2 separate regions of the Mus musculus genome follow, and region 1 is linked to region 2. A link is a loop called in an ENCODE intact Hi-C map of the cell type or tissue named here. Cell type or tissue: left cerebral cortex. All regions are shown on one strand. Each heading gives the region's core, and the rest is flanking DNA. Links, peaks and the distances in the headings are about the cores only.

Region 1 (8,384 bases), core at 79-8,078, 380 kb before region 2:
CAGGGTAATAGATGGGCATCCCCTGGCACTCCCAGCTCAAAAGATTGAGTCTTTCTAGTGCTACACCACTTACACTCAGCCTGGAGGACCCATTTCCTCAGGGAAATTGGATGGGTTGAATTAACTCTAAAGAGACTTCAACTAAACTCTCCCAGGGGACCTCATAACCATCAGCCTTATGAGTATGAACAGTACCTACATCTGAGCAACAACTAAATTCCTACAAACTTATCTATGGGAAGCCATTTCTAAAAAAAATATTTATTTTATTTTATGACTAGGAGTGTTTTGCCTGCATGCATATACCCACATCACCACATCCATGCCTGCTGACTGTGGAGGTTATAAGATACCCTGGACCTGGAGTTACAGAGGGTTGTGACCATGTGGGTGTTGGGACACAGGTCTCAGTCGCTAATGATAGAGCCATCTGTGCTCTTAACTGCTGAGCCATATCTCCAGCCTGAGAGGCCATTTTTAACTTCTGATAGGGTCCCTGATTCAGAAATCCTGGGCCCTGATTATGCCTTAAAGTCTAAGACAAAGCCAACTAGCCTTGAACAAAATTCCTCCAAGCCTCAAAATCAGAATTATCTTGACCCAGTTTATCTGAAAAAACCTGATGATCTAAAAGAGCTACAGGCAGTCGATCCAGAAGACCAGCTTCACACCACTTGGAAGCATGCTAGTTAGTTTTAGCTGACAACATAAAACTCATTTCAGAAGAAAGCCTTAACTAGGAATTATCTAGATTAGTTTGACCTGTGAGCATGTGTCTTAGGGTTTCATTACTGAGAAGAGACACCATGACTAAGGCAACTCTTTCTTTGCATTAATTACTTAACTTTACATCCCAATATCAGCCCCTCTTCCCCTCCAACTCTCGAAGTTCCTCTCTCATTTCCCCTTCCCATTCTCCTCTGAGAATGGGGAGTCCCCTCCCCCCATTGGTTATCCCCCACACTCACCAGCACAGCAGTCACTCCAATGGCAACTCTTATAAAGGAAAACATTAATTGTGACTGGCTTGTTTACCGTTTCAGAGGTTTAGTCTATTATCATCATGGCAGGAAGCATGGCGGTTTGCCGGCAGATGTGGTGCTGGAGAAGGAGCCAAGAGTTCTACATCTTGATCCAAAGGGAGCAAGGAGAGATTTTCCCACTGGATGTGGCTTAGCGTATCTGAGACCTCAAAACCTGTGGGCATAAAACCATGCCAGAAAGTCTGGGAAGGGAGAGCAGGTCCAGACGCAGAGACTCAGTGGTCATGCGCCTGAGGCTGAGGTGACTCTGCTCCCTGCCACCCTCCTGAGTTGGATCATGTGCCATGCTTCTCACATAGTCCCGAAACAGAGTTCTCCAAGCTTATGAGGTATCTAGAGGCCTGGGGGCCTCGCCAATAAGCTTCCCATCCCAGACATTCCTCCCTACAAAGGTATTTAATCTCAGGCCTACCATGAGAAACGGGGTATGGTTTATGCATCCATTTTCCACCATGACAATAAACCTTAGAATGTCTCTTTATACCAAGATCCACAATGGGGAGCCATGAAAAAGGTCTTCCTGTACAGAGGCACAGCCTACTCTCCTGTAGAAGGTCCCTCTGTGTTTCCAGCCATAACCACAGCCAAACTAAAGACAATCACCCCATGAGAGAGAGCCGTGCATCCCTTTACCCTGTGGCTCTGGCTAGACGCTGTCTCCAGCCTGCAGGCCCTGACTCTGCTCTCTGCTCTTCTGTGAGTCCCAGCAGTGCCTGGATGCTCAAGACCCTGAGAACCGCAAGACCCTGACCTCATCACAAGTCCAGGGACCCCACAAACCACTTCCAGCTTTCCCACATCTCAGACTGCACTTTCCCCCTTCTGGAGCAGTATTTCTGAGCTTCTGTACAGCCCAGCACACACCACCACTAGGGTAGTGGCACAGGATAAGGGCAGTCAAACTCCCCCCATTCTGCCTTCCCAAGTGGCCGTGCCCAATGATGGAGTGGAGTGGGCCTACAACCCTATAGTAGCAGACCCCCACAGTGACATACTTCCTCCAACAAGGCTGTATCTCCTAATAGTGTTACTCCCTATTGGGCCTATAAGAGCCAGTTAGATTCAAACTACCACGGTATGTCTATGACATATTGCCTTGATTTTTAATTGATGTAAGAAGACCCAGCCCACTGCAAGTGTCAAAATTACCAAAGCAAGGAGTCCTGGACAATATAAGAGGGAGGAAGTGGCTGAGAACAAGCAATCCTGCACACTCCTTGCCCTCAACTGTGGCTGTGATGTGACTGACTGCATTCCAGCCTTGACTTCCCTGAAGTAATGGACTGTGACCTGAAATTGTAAGCCAAATAAATGCTTCCCTTCCTTGTGTTGCTTCTTGTCATGGTATCTGTCATGTCAACAGAAATAAAGTCAGACAGGAAGTGGCCTTATTAGGCTTTGTTAAATATCCCAATGGCTGTAAATTCCAGGGAATATTATCTGGGTTTCTGTGTCTCTAGTTTCCATAAAAGGCATAAGGTGATATGTAAGACAACCTGATTTGGAGCTGTGAGCCATCCAAGAGCCTCTTATGGCTCTTCAAAAGGGATACCAAAGGCCAGACTTCAGGTAATTAAATTTGTGGCCCCCTCAAACTTCAGCTAATAGTTTGAAAATTACCCTCCCTGTTAAGCAGATGTTCTGATAACCCTAATTTTGTTAGCTATACTTCACCCAAGTAAGTCCTTTCCTGAATTACACAAAACCCCTTTGAGATGTTCTCTTTTCATCTTCCAGAACTGACTAAATGGGAAGGTAATTCTGTTAACTATTTATATATTGCTTGCAGGAAAAATGGCACCTTCTTCTTAGATTGAAGGTAACCTAATAGCCATTTTGTAAATTTGCTCTAGTTACCCTCTGTGTCTGATAAATTCTCAAGCTTAAAAAAAAAAGTTAGAACATCAGTTTTTGTTATGTACATTTTACCTTCATAAAAAGAAGTGCTTATGGAACATGGTTAAAGAAATCTCATTCACTCCAGGACAAAAGTGAAGCAAGAGGAGTGAAGACATGTGTCCTCTGTGTTTAAAAAGCTGAAGTCCTCTTTGTGTAAGAACAAGAAACAAAAGTCTCTCTAATTATTAGTTATTAGTATTAGTACTTCTATAAATTTAAGATGTCTTGCTCCAATAGATGCTCACGTTGATGTATAATTCCATAGTGAATCAGTGTCGGGCTCTTTCAAAGGTACTTAGATTATAATGGCTGCTCCTTTATAAAAAGAGCAATATAGTTTCCACAAGACTGGGCTAAGCGGTGACAGAGTGGTGGTTTGCTGCAAAGTGAGGTTGATGCCTCCTCCTTCTTCTGTAACATATCTGTCTTTCCACATGTCCTGCCTGATTTCTGATATTCTGCCTATTTCTGATATTTCTGAGCTGACATAGTGCTAAGCTCATGACAGAAAATGAGAAAGGACTGGAACTCAACCATGAACTTCCCGACACCTATACCTGAGAGCCAAGATAAACCCCATTTTTTCATTAGCAATTTCACAGTCTCACCATAGCAACAGATAATGGACAAAGATGTTGATGTTTTTCAAGTCTTAGTTTTCTGAACAAAAAGAATAACAAAAATCAGAAAGGGCAATATTTTTCTTCATCTTTGTACTCTTTCTTCACCATTGAAATCATCACACAGCTTAGCAGTCAGTGGTTTGAGAAGATAATGAACACTGTTTTTCTCTGAAGCAGAAAACCTTAGCCATGACTGGGTAGTTTCATACAGTCCACACACATACACAAACATTACTGAACAAATTAATCAATACGGCACTGTATTACTGTGCTCTATTCTGTCTTTCTATGCTTTCTTATCTACCCACCTCATGAGCACATATGCACCTACAAGCACACGCACACACACACACACACACACACACACACACACACCCCACATGCACATTTTGTGAATTTGCTCTCCTCCCACACTAAGAACCACCAGATTTATTTTATTGGCCAATTTTCTTCCTAGCAGTTTTTTTGGAAGTTGTCTAAGGAGAAGGAAGTATGCATTTGTTGCCAGGCAACGAGTATCTCCAGAATGTGCATTGCTTTTCTTAGATGGAAGAAGGAGCAGTTAATTTTTGCAACTGTGGTTTGATTTCAGCCCTTGAAAGGTCACTGAGATGATTCAAAGTAGTGACTTCTCTGTGAACGCCATAAACCCATGATTTCCCATCCCCAGACTTAGGACCAGGAACTTTCAGCCAAGTTATTGATATTTCTGTCTACAAATAGCAACAGAGCTAGTGGGGTTTTACAGATGAGGTGGGCTTTAATAAGTCTGAGATACGGGGATAAGGAGCTAGGATGAGATGGTTCGTATAATGTATGTATCAAGAAGATGCATGCTAATAAATCAGTACATATATGTGTGCTTTATGGCAAGTAGTTTTCTGAGGTGATTGAAAGAGATTAAAATATTGCTTCAAGAATAGGATGTAGTGATGTAGTCCCATGCTGTAAATTCTACCTCACCTCATTTGGTTATAACTCATAGAAGGTCACCTGTGAACGAAAGGAACTTTTTTTTTCTTTTAAAACTTTTCTGACCAGATATGGTGAGTGGTGCCTACAACCTAATTTCGGAATTCAGGAGCTAAGGCAGAAGACTCATCGTGGGTTTGAAGCCAACTTGGTCTCTAGAGTGAGTTTGAAGCCAGCCTGAACTACAGTTGAGAACTGTCTCAAAACAAACAAACCAACCCCAAAGGAGAGCAAAAGTCCAAGGAAAAAGTTACTTTCTTCATCTGCCTTTATAGAGGAGCTTGGCAGAAAGTTTAAATCAATACAAGAGGATACCAGATGTGCATATGATACACATATATACATGCAAGTAAAACACCTATACATATGAAATGAAATATTCATTCCAGTCCTTTAAATAGTAAAACGTAGCTGTCACCTAGAGACGCGTTGCCTAGCAACGCTTCTTACACCTGGCTCTGTTGGCATTGGGATATTTGCATTTTTCCGGAAGCCCACTGTGCTAGCCTTCTTTTCAGAAAGGTTTTGTCAGATTCTGTAGAGCAACTGAATTCTCAGGAAAGAGAAAGAGCAAAGCAGAACCTTCATAGACCTTAAGTCCTTCTTGCACATACCAGAAATTGCCTGGTTACTTTCACCTGCCTTGGAAAGTTATTTTAAGGCAGACTGCACCTCCTGGCGGCTTGCAGAGATGGTACAAAAGGAAGGCAACTAAAACACAGTACTAGTGTGAACTGTAAGCTAAGCCTTTATGTTGCTTCTCTTTCTTTTTTCTTTCCTTTCTCTTTATACTTCTCTTTCTATTGATTTAACATTACCACCTACAGATCTAAAAGTTAATGGAAAGACTCTGTGAGAGACCATTGCAATCCCTACACCCACACCTTTTTTGATAATCTTTATGAAGGAATCAAATTGGTGTAGTGCTGGGTCACCACACACGGCCTGAAGAGAACACTGTTAATAAGCCCTCACACACATCTTCATATGAACTATTGGAGGAGCACATATGCACATTGACCTTTGGACTAGAATAAACTCCAGTTCACTTGTTATTGTTCATGATTCTTATCCTCACTAATGAATAAATACATTGTCATTTCACAGATCCTTGGCTACTATCCCCCTCCATTAGGGTTCTTCTAAGAGCACCCATGTGCCAACCACACAACACAACACTAGATGTCAGCAGAGGTAGACAGACTCATCTAGCAACCTGGAAACCTGAGAAGAAATCCCCATGTACGTCACAGTTTATTTCTGTTAATCTCTCTGCATTTTCCAGTAGCAACGGCTCATTTTTTAACTCTTCACATAACTCTGGCAATCATGGTTTCAAACAAGATTTTGAAGGATGGTTTATGAAGTCCCCCAAAGGATAATCATTGGAGAAATGGTTTGATGCTGAGAATTGGGGTCCTGGAAATATGTCTCATGTCTTATTGTGAATGATAATCACTCTTACTTGTTTCTTTCTTTCAAATATATATATATATAGCTATCTGTCTATATAGCTACTGAGGGAATCCTTTGAGTTACCACACAAAGGACTCAGCTGTTTGATATGGGTGAGGCACAGGTCTATGAGTCGAGAGGTAAGTAGGAAATAATATCACTTCATAATCAAAGGCCTCAGTTTTTATAAAAAAAATTATGGAGGGAGATTATACCATTCTTGACTAAATTCTTAGCTCTAGCAGTTCTTAATTTTCTAAGTCTTCAAATATCAGAAGACAATACTGGAGAGCTTGGAAACATTTCATCTCAGATCTGTAATTTCTTCCAATAGTGCCAATAGCATTTCTTTGTTCATTACAGGGCCATGAAACACTGGACGAGATACCTTGATGTAAAGCCAAGAGAGTCATTTTTCCATGCTGTGACCCTGCTCTAAGATGTAGTCACCAGAGTCATGTGGACAGCCAGATAAGGATAAAAGACCCATGGAAAGGTTTACAAAAGCCAGTTTTAGAGGTACACCTCTGTAATCCAGCACTAGGAAGCCCAGCAGGGTGATAGATGGACTGGCCTTAGCTATGCACCAAGTCTGAGGTCAGTATAGGCTACATGGGACTGTGAAAAAACACAAAGAATCATCTGAAGCCAGTATGGCCTTCATGAGACTCTGAAAAACCACAAATAATCAACCAGTCACACCAAGAGCTCTTTGGACAAGCTACTAAGCACCAGAGATGCTGAACTGATCGTGTGTTCTTTCTTTCTCTTTTCTTTTCTTTTTTTCTTTCATTTTTTATTTTTCCTTTTCTTTTATTTTTATCAGGGGGAAAAAAAACTACCTCAAAATAACAAATGCTCATTCTCTTAACTCTGGACCACTGCTATTTTTTTTCCAAGAAAAGAGAAAAGAACACCAAGGTACAGAGCACCTTGATTCTTTAGTACAGCTAGCAAGAAGTAATTGCATTTCATTTTCCCAGACCCCTGCTTGAAAAATCTCAAGACCTCTAAACCATCCTTTGATAGAACCTCGAGAAGGGTGTGGATGAATAGGTCTACAGGGCATGAAGAAGTCCTGTGGTCTCTGTAGCCACCACAGGGACAGGGTCTCCACACCACAGGGACTCTGCTCTGCATTCACTGTCTTACAAAAAGGAATCTTGATGGAAATAAATGAGTGACTTTAGGGGACTCAGAATGGTGTTTGGGGAGGAAGGAAGGAAAGGGGTTGCAGAAGGATGGTGGCCCTACCAGCGTGTGTATATTAGTATGAACATTTTCTATGATTAATATCTGTTAATGATTATAATAGTAATACTAATATAAATCCCCCCCACCCACGCAGGCACTTATAGGAAAACCACTTAGTGTGTCTCTTTCTCTTTCCAGGTATATCAAGTTGACAACTGATGCTAACCCTGACAGCCAGGCTGCCAGCACAGGGTTCTTAGAGAAGAGGGTGAGGGAGCTAGCTTTGTATCAAAGCACACTGGGTTTAACTCTCAGAGAGCTCCAAGCCCATAAAGCAGGTGAACAAAGAACACATCGTTAAGGATTCTCAGCGTGGTCCTACTTCCAACAAAGAGGTTGGGGGGCTTTGGCAAACCTCATGCATTGAAAACGCTCATCCTAAGAGATACAGGTCAGCATATTCGGTTGGAAGACACACATGCCATGTCTGATTGCTCCAAAAAGTGACAACCTGGTGCTGTTTTAATAACAACCAGGTTTTGTAGCTCCAACCATCTATATGATTTTGTTTATTTAAACATACAAGTAGTTCATTGTGAGAGGATTCAAGAACTTGTAACTCAAATAATGTATTTTTAGCCCCTTTAATTTTGAGTCACTTCTCTTCAAGCCCCAAGCATAGAAAAGAAAAGGTTAGTTCTGAAATTCCCTTATCCACCTTAAGACCAGACCCTTAAAAGGAAAACAATTGCCTTCTACCCCTGTCCTAAAATCGTAATATTTATGACAGGAAAGACAGTGGAGAATTGTAACTACACCTGGTCAGACTTAATTACATAATAATGTCTGTTCTTTAGGCTCATTTGAATTCCCAAAGGAGTTAGCAGGCTGGTTTCTGCCATTGAATAACCTTTATCTTTCCTTTCTCCAGTCATACTGAGCTAGTGGGTAACTTTTAACTGTTAAAATTATCAGGAAGGCAAGGATATAAAAATGAAATGTGTAATAAAGATCACTTGGTTCAGGTCATTCACTGGACACTCACTTACACTGAGGGTTGACTCAGACCCTTTCCCTAAAATTCATCAGATTTACTATAAGTGCCTCGGGAAGACTTGGCATCTCTTGAGTCTCTTCTCTAGATTCTGAACCATTAACAAGACATTAGATTAGCTGAGCCTATGTCTCTGTCTCTGGT
Region 2 (8,384 bases), core at 91-8,090:
ACAGAATAACAGAATAACAATGGCTTAACCTGGCTCAGAAGAAGGATATTTCATCAACTGCAGCTTACTGTAAGTCTCAGCAAGAAATGACTGGGGGAGACGCACAGAGATAATTAACGAGGAAAGCCCACACTCTGCCTGGGCAGCACCGTGGCTCACAAAGCAGATGGCCAATTTTTCACTATACATCACCCAACTACCATGAGTTCTATGAGATGTGTCTCAAGTTTCCTTGCTACTTTATCAAAAAAAATTTTTTTAAACATTTCATTTAAATTCACCCCCTCATCAATGAGAGAATTCTTAGTGGATGTTGTTCTATTGTTCCCTAACAACATGCCTCAGCCACTCACGTTATTTTTACACTCTAAAACAGCATTAAAAAATGGCATTATCAAGCTGAGATTTGGCCCAGGTAAATACGTGGTAGTTTGGTAAGAGTTGGGCACAGAAAAACAAATCAAAGTATGAACACCAGCTTTTACAGTTCTTAATCTAAGCAAGGAAAAAATTAAGATATAGCATATAATTTATATTTTATATATAACCAGATGAAAAGGAGGAAATGTGGACACGTTCAGTAGTTTTAAATTCGCATGATGCTCATGGTAGAGTAATTTCCATGCATATGTGAGACCTGAAGTTCATTCAATAACCTGCACCATGGTAAACACATAAATGGATAGAATAAGGAACTGAATAAAGACATACAAACGTCAAGAATCAATATCACCAAATGATTCTAAATTGTTATTTGTGTCTAGTCTGTCCAGTTGACCCTGGTAGCAGGAAGGTCTGTAGTGCCCCCTCATGGCCAGGAAGCTTAATGGGAACTCTACAAGTATCAGTTAAAAGACAAATAAATAGCTGAATGCATTCATAGTCAGGCTCAAATGAGACACTTTGATAATTAATACTAGTTTCCACAAATGTAAAAGCAACCTTCTTTAAAAAAAACTATTAACATTAAATATCCTCTACATTTTATCTGTTCCAGAATTTGATATAAACATTATCCAGAAAAAGGAAAAATCATATTCTTCAGAAGAAAGAAGATTTCATCACTTTTAAGGATATGGATGGGTTTGGGGGAGGAGTGCTACAGGAGGGGCAGTAAGTTCTATGAAAACAGCGCACAAAATTTGTCTGGGATATAAAATAATTTGCCTTAGAGTATAACAACATGATGCACAAAGATTGGATCATTCAATTTCTTCACTTAAAACATTTAGTTAAAAAATCTTGAAAGATATTTTTTAAAAATTTAAGGCAATAAGTAAGTGATCCATTCAGAAACCTTTTAACACTTTCTTCAAATAAAACACAAAATGCAAAATTGGATGAAAAGTGAAGCCTGCAGATGAACTAATTTCATAGTTATACAAATTAGTGAGTTTTATGGCCAACAAAACAGAAGTTAAGACACACCAAAGATAACAGTGTTCCAAGAATATAAAACATATTGTGATTAAACTATGTGGAAACTATTATACTCACTCTAGAATGGGCTAGGTAGAGTTTTGGGGAGAGAATTCAATTCTAGACATTATCTTGAGATGCTTGATGTTATCTTATTATTGCCTTTAATGGAGGCAAGAGTCAGATGGGGTAGAAGAAATAAACTTTCTTATCACCAGGTTAAAAAAACCTTTTATTTTTTGCTGAAGAGTCAGATAACTAAAAAACACCACTTAACTGATTAACAGGAAAACAACACTGATTTGCTTTTAACTAATAATATTTCACTACTAGATACAGCTGAGGTGAATAATACTTTTAACTATTAGCACTTGAATATATTATGTCCAGTACAGAGAAGAACATAGATTACCATGTAATTACACTTGTCCATAATGAAATTCAGTTAATTAGTTTAGGGTACAAGTGCTTAGCATATTCAATTAACTTCATTTAGTGAACAAAATTTGCTAATGAATGATAATGTTTAATCTAATCTCTAACTCTAATGGAATACATACACAAGGAAGAGAGGCAGGGACAAGGTGACTGGGAGACAGAGACAGAGTCTAGGAGGTAAGACCTTAGATACATTTTTAATAAATACCTCAGAACTCAAGAGGTCATATAATATCCATATATGTTATACATTTACATGTATATAGTCATGTGATTATAATTCTACCAGGAGCTTACATACAATACTCTTCCCACAGTGTACAGGTTCCTATTAAATAGGAGTATCTGCAACTGCATAAAAAATAGAGAAGGTATTAGAAAGGATAAACTTGCTCATTTGTCATCTTCTGGCTTCTAATGTTAATCCATACATCCTAATTCTGAGCAAACCAAAAGTATTAAAATGATTGAATTTTCATCAGGGTGGGAGTTTGGATTACAAAAGCATTTCCAATGATGACCTCTGACTTCTCAGGTATTCTGACCACAAGGTATAAATACAATGTTCATTAAAATAAAATTCAGAGATGCTAAGTTAGTGCTCTTTGCAAAGTAAATTTTATAACCACACTGACAACCACATGCATGTCCTTCTACACCTACTTAATACTTTAATAGCCTTTGGGGTTTATGCCAGCAGGAGACTGTAGTCATCATACCATGGGAGGTCGCATAGCAGTTGCAGTGGGAACCAAGACATGCTCATTCCGGTCATATTAAAAGACTATCAAAAGATGCATGCTTTTCCCCAAGATGAGTACTTAAAAATTACCAAGAAAAAGCCACCTGTGAAGAACTTATTAGAGCCAGGTTAATTTGCTAATGATTGATAGGGTTAGATTGCACTGTGTCATAATGTAATGTGATAGATAGCCAGCATATTTCTTAGTCACCATCCATCCTCTACCCTTTTTTGAGGGAAACCTGTTAAGACCAAAGTCTTTCAATACTGTAATGACACAGGAGGAAGAGGCTGGGAGGGAGCAGGAGAGGAGGGTAGTGGCATAAGGTTGAAGGGGTTAGGCCTGATGCCACTCCCAGTGGGTCTGGATAGAGCCCATGGGAAGGCCAAAATGATACAGACCCACCTCCCAAAGCCTTTCCTACACATCTTCAAGCCTATGGGTCTTGTTAGAATCATCCCCATCCCAGCTCTAGAGTTCTATGATCCTATGATTCCATCGTTCCATTTTTAAACCTGTGGAGTGGGAGTGTTTCTGAGTACCCTGCTCACACAGATGGTGGTGGGAAGAATCTCAAGAATATGTTGCATGTAGTAAATGCCCACTCCACTACGTAAGCACTCCCTTCCATTCCACATCAACCAAGATTGCTATCTCAGAGAGAGTCACAGAAAACACCAGTGCTTTATTAATGGCAGCCCAGCAGCAGTGCATACATACGTAAGGAACACAAAAGAAGGAATTTCTCCCAGTTACACACACCTGGCAGTGAACACAGCAAGAATACAGCACACAGAACAGGGTTGCTTTTCTACATTAGCTCCGCAGACTGGGGGAGGGGGACAGAATGGGAGAGGGAAGAAAAAAATGAACTCAATGAAAGATAAAAATTAAACAAGATATTTCTACATTCCTGATGATCTAAAAATATGCCATACTAAAAGCCATTTGTCAAGGCAACCTTTCTGAGACTATAACACGACCACCATGCCAACCACCAGTTTCCACAATCGCCTCTCTTTCAGTACTGCTACAGTCCTTCTCTTCCACAAACTGGCTCTGTGCAAAACTGCTGCACAGCACAGCACAGCACAGCAATTCTCCTATCTAGAGTTCAGGTATCACCGCTCACCCCAATCCCACTGATGATCTTAGAGCCATTTTATGCTTCCTGTTACTTTCTCAGCCTGTCACTGCATATCAGACGCTGGCAGAATGCATAGCATCCTGCGATCCCACCATACAACTGTCCATAATATTTAACATGGCATTTCTTTACCTTGCTCTCCTTAGCAGAAAACTCTGAGGAGTTGGAAATTTTCATAGACTTTGACCGGTGGGACTGCCGCCGGATAGAATCCTCTCGGGAGTACTTCACAGAACCTGAGGTCCTCACCCGTACCTTGCTGGCACTCTGAACACTATTCACGCCAATCATTTTGAAGGTCTATCAGGGAATAGGTTTGGAGAAATAAAAAGGCACTTTCTACCCGTTACAAAGCTCTAATGCTGAAGGAACTCTGCCGCTTGTACTCCAGCAGCTCCAAGCAGCTCCTGAGCAGCTCTGAGATCGATCGCCTTAGCTTAGGAAGCACCAGGCTGCCTCCCCCAGCATCTTCAACTACCCTGTTTGCAGCGAGTCTGATTGTTCCAGGCACGGCTCACGTCACTAGCTGCAAAGAGGAAAAAAAATGTAATCCCACCCCTGCTACTCGGCTCTTTTACACACACACACACACACACACATTCATACACGGGAACAAATGGCAATTGGCCAAGCAAGCAGTTCATTAACATTCCAAAGAGCAACACCAATTTCTCTTGTGATATTGTGCAGTAATCTCATTAATGTCAACAACAAAACAGAGATACCACAAATAAAAGTCGCAAGTAATCTGCAAGGCACCACGTGTGGTGAGGACAGATGGATCTCCATTTCTAAACGGGGAAAAGAAATGCAGATGGGTATCAGGGTGTCACCAGGCTCAATCAATTACAGGCTTGTGGCACAAGACTAGCCACAAAGGCATCACGGTAATCAATAATTTTCCTTTCTTTCCTATTTTAAATTGTGTTGCTGATCAGAAGAATTAATGTTTCCTATAACCTTAGAATGCTACAGCCTAGGACTTAGACAGAAATTGCTGACTTGCTCAGCAAATGCAGAAGGATATTAGTTACCTCCCTGTCATACTGAAAGTTAAGGGGAAAAAAGAGGGTGTTAAATATGGCTTAGGGTAAGATCAATAAATCCAATCTAGATCAATAAGGAGATTTTCGAAGGCCACAAATGCTCTGTGTAAATGGAAACCTGCTGCTTTGTGAGAAAAAAATTTACAAGTTGGACGTTGTTAGAAAATGAGATATATTTAGTTCTGATACACCAAGTTACTTTTGAATGTAATAACTTTAACTGTAATACCAGACTTGCAGGTCAGCTGCAGAATAAGGTCTTGGTTTGGGTATTAATACAAATTAACAAAACAAAAATAGTATGTAAAAACTATTCTGCCAAAAACACTGCCTCAATTCCCTATGATACTTAAATCTAACTCCCGTTTTGATTCTTGAGAATTCTATATAACATACAACCAGGTCCTGATGTGCTTGGACATTAAGATATTGGGCTGCTGCCCCCCTCTGTTAACCAGCCCAGGGAAAGGGAACTCTGGAGCCTTTGATTTTCTGATATCATGACAGGCTGCGTTCCACTTCCCTTCACTGTCCCCACCTTTTCTCTGAAGCCTCAGGGCGCCAACTATTCTATAAGCACACTGACAAATGTGAGTGGAATTTGGTTTAAAATAATAATAGAAAATAAATTTAGAAGCACTTAGGGCTCAGCTGCCTCTAGGGATGCATGGAGTTCAGAGTCTATGCTATCATTTTGTCTTCTTCCAGGCATGCCTTTCTCACCTCAAGTTATTGGTTAGGAATGCAATGGCTTTATAGTTTATAGAGCATGTTTCAAAGATATAAAACATGTACTGTTAACAGTGCAATAATGCTAATCGTTTATAATATAAGCAATTGTAGCTAGAGCATATTATAACCATTTCTATCCACTGTAACATTCAAGGTGGGACCACAAAGATTCTGCATCACAACAGAGTCCAAGCAGCACACTGCATATAAATGGAGTCTCCTCAGAGAGGGCAAAACAGACAGCACTTATTATTTAAGCCTATGTATATTTGCCAGTCTCCATAGATGGCTTTAGAATTTCTCCTGAGGTGGTTTTCTTTTCTCTAACAAGTGGTTACTAAAACCAGTGAGAAAGAAAAATATATCTGATAATATGACATCCAACTCCACTTCTGGGAGAAATGGAAGGAATGTATTATTTTTGTCCCATTGCTGCTCAACTGGTATTAGCTAGCCATTAACTTTAATAATTTATAACCACTTGCATCTGCTTAATACCTACAACACCATCACCTGTAAGATAAGGATGGTCAGTCTAGGATGCTTAAAACAACCAGATCCAAGCCCTTAATGCTGTACTACATGATAGGGCACATCTCCCCAACACTGCAGATGCAGTGAACCTTTCCCACCCTGCATTCTGTGTTCCAGAACACATACCTCTGTCTGTCAATGGCCTTCACAGTCCAATGACCAAGAGCAGAAGGTGCCTCTAACCTCCTAAGCACCTGAGAGTCCTAGCCCTTTGAGTTCTTGATGCTCTCAGGGTCCTTTGGTTCTTGGTTCTCCATTATTGTTATGTTTAATCAGATCCATGTCCTCATGCCAGGTTAATATTCCAGATTATAGTCTCCATAATATCTTTGAATGGAACATGGGCTTGTCTCCGTTTGTAAACCTTTTCAGTGATTCCTCTTTGCTGCCCTTCTTCCAGGAGCTGTGTTGCCTTGTCCCTCACCCCTTTCCCACGGTCTCCATAGTTGGCTTCTCATCATCCAAAGGTCAACCTAAGGGTTACCTTCCAAAATTATTGCCACTAGTTACTCTTCTTAACAATCCTTATCTTCCACCCTAGGCATTCTTCATTATGAGCCCTACCACTCCAGTACCTCCAGAATTGGTCTAAGGCCATAGCCATCTCAGAACCCATGTCAGCAGCTAGTAAACATTTCAGTGACTACGGATGGAATAAACAAACTACTTAAATAGAAGACAAGTCTGCCTATCAGATTTCATGTCATTGACCTTGCTTTTTATAGGAATTTAATTTTCTGAAAAGTGAATATAGTGAAAAAGCAATGAATTCTTTTGATTTGCTTACAAGAAAGCATGCAGTTGAAGCCCTTTTCCCATTCTGTTGCTTAGACTTTCTACTCAGAAACAAGAACTACTACATGTTTTGCATGTATCTCTTTTCAGAGTAAATCCATACAAATATAATATATATGTATATATACATATTTATTATATATTATATATACATTTACTTATTATGGGAAATACATGGAAACATAGATATTATTGCTATTTATTTAATAGCATATAAGGCTATCTAATTCATTATTAATTGCATGATATTACATTATATGAATATATTATGTTTCACTGGTACCACATTATTGGACATTGAGTTTACTGTCATTTGCTACAATAAATTTAGAAAATGTGTTCAGAAAATATAGATGTAATATATCATATTTAAATAACATGGCTTTCTAAACAAACTGTATTTTTGTTCTATACTTCCTTTCTACTGCCCACTGTCTTGATATGGCTATATATGGTTTACAACTAGATGTAATATGAAAGAATCAGTTCAAAGACATATCACATGGCCCTGTTCTGCAGTAGCCTACTCTGAGGCCTTGCCTGTTCTAGACATTAGCTGGCCTATGCAGACAGATTGCTTCCAATAAAATAAAGGCAAGCCACCTAGAGAGCAGCAGCTGTTTAACAGCAAAAAATAACTTTCTATGAAAGCTTCAGCAAAAAACAAAGGTGACTTCCTTAACAGAACAGAATGGTAGGGGATAATATTAAGGCAAATCCATTAACTGTGGAGGGCTGTGAGCTAGCACTTCCCATTCTGATGCTTTCTCGGAATGAGGATACTATCTATTACGAGTCCAAACGGATCTTCTTAAAAAGGCTTTAGCTAATAATAATAGTAATAACGATAGTACTACTAATAATAACAACTACAATGAATCCATTAAACACATTTTTTATTATGTGCCTAGTAGGTAATGGGTAGTGGGGACATATACAACTCACACAACTTTGAATCATTCAATTATAATAGCACACTGGCAACAGTAAATTTCTTTGGAGTATCAAGGAACTTAAAGGCTCACAGACGTTAAATGAAATAATTGCTAGGACAATAATGGTATGTAGACAGAAGCTTTCCTCTTTTCTAAAATAATATTTTGGAAAATTAGTCAAACATACAAATAAACAAAACCAAAACAAACAAAGAGCCAAAGCCAAACATGAGCTAAATGAAGGGGAAGTGAGAGGTTCAGTTATGCACACTGGAGAGAAGACAACGTGAAAATGAATTGTAGGACTCAATCGTCTAGAGGCACAGCAAGGCTGAGGGTGGGCGGGGCTGAGGGGTCAGAGCAGGCCTTTTGCCCCTTTGTTCTCAGAACAGAACGGTGGTTTTAGTAATTCCCTAGTTCAAAGGGCTCCCATGCTTCATTTGGCTAGGCTCCTCAGATTACAGTGAGAGTGAGACACAGCCATCTGACAAGATGCTGATCTGATAGAGGGCTGAGGTCTTCTGGCCACTGTCACATAGCACTCCAGCACTCCTGGAGAAGCTACACTATTTAAAGGTGCTGATGAATACTCCTC

What was found. A loop is a pair of places that touch in the nucleus more often than their neighbours do. Peaks named below come from ENCODE experiments on the same cell type or tissue, not always from the same donor. Only the 100,000 strongest peaks of a DNase experiment are listed, where the experiment ranks them.
Region 1: it touches region 2 in a loop (7-fold over the local background); 39 of 42 quality-filtered maps call a loop at or near these places.

What each region holds. Positions count from the first base shown.
Region 1 is chr8:67,434,362-67,442,745 of GRCm38, forward strand. No RefSeq gene overlaps it. Among named protein-coding and RNA genes, the nearest start is that of Nat1, 52 kb to the right of the region's middle. In left cerebral cortex, for the core only: a CTCF peak has its summit at 5,710 (motif pointing right); DNase peaks (open chromatin) are centred at 4,048, 4,622, 5,059 and 5,751; H3K27ac peaks cover 2,315 bases.
Region 2 is chr8:67,814,069-67,822,452 of GRCm38, forward strand. All of the region lies in intron 9 of Psd3 (pleckstrin and Sec7 domain containing 3), which reads right to left. Among named protein-coding and RNA genes, the nearest start is that of Gm32888, 46 kb to the right of the region's middle. In left cerebral cortex, for the core only: a CTCF peak has its summit at 810 (motif pointing left); DNase peaks (open chromatin) are centred at 135, 797, 3,163, 3,755 and 1 more place; H3K4me3 peaks cover 4,780 bases; H3K27ac peaks cover 4,581 bases.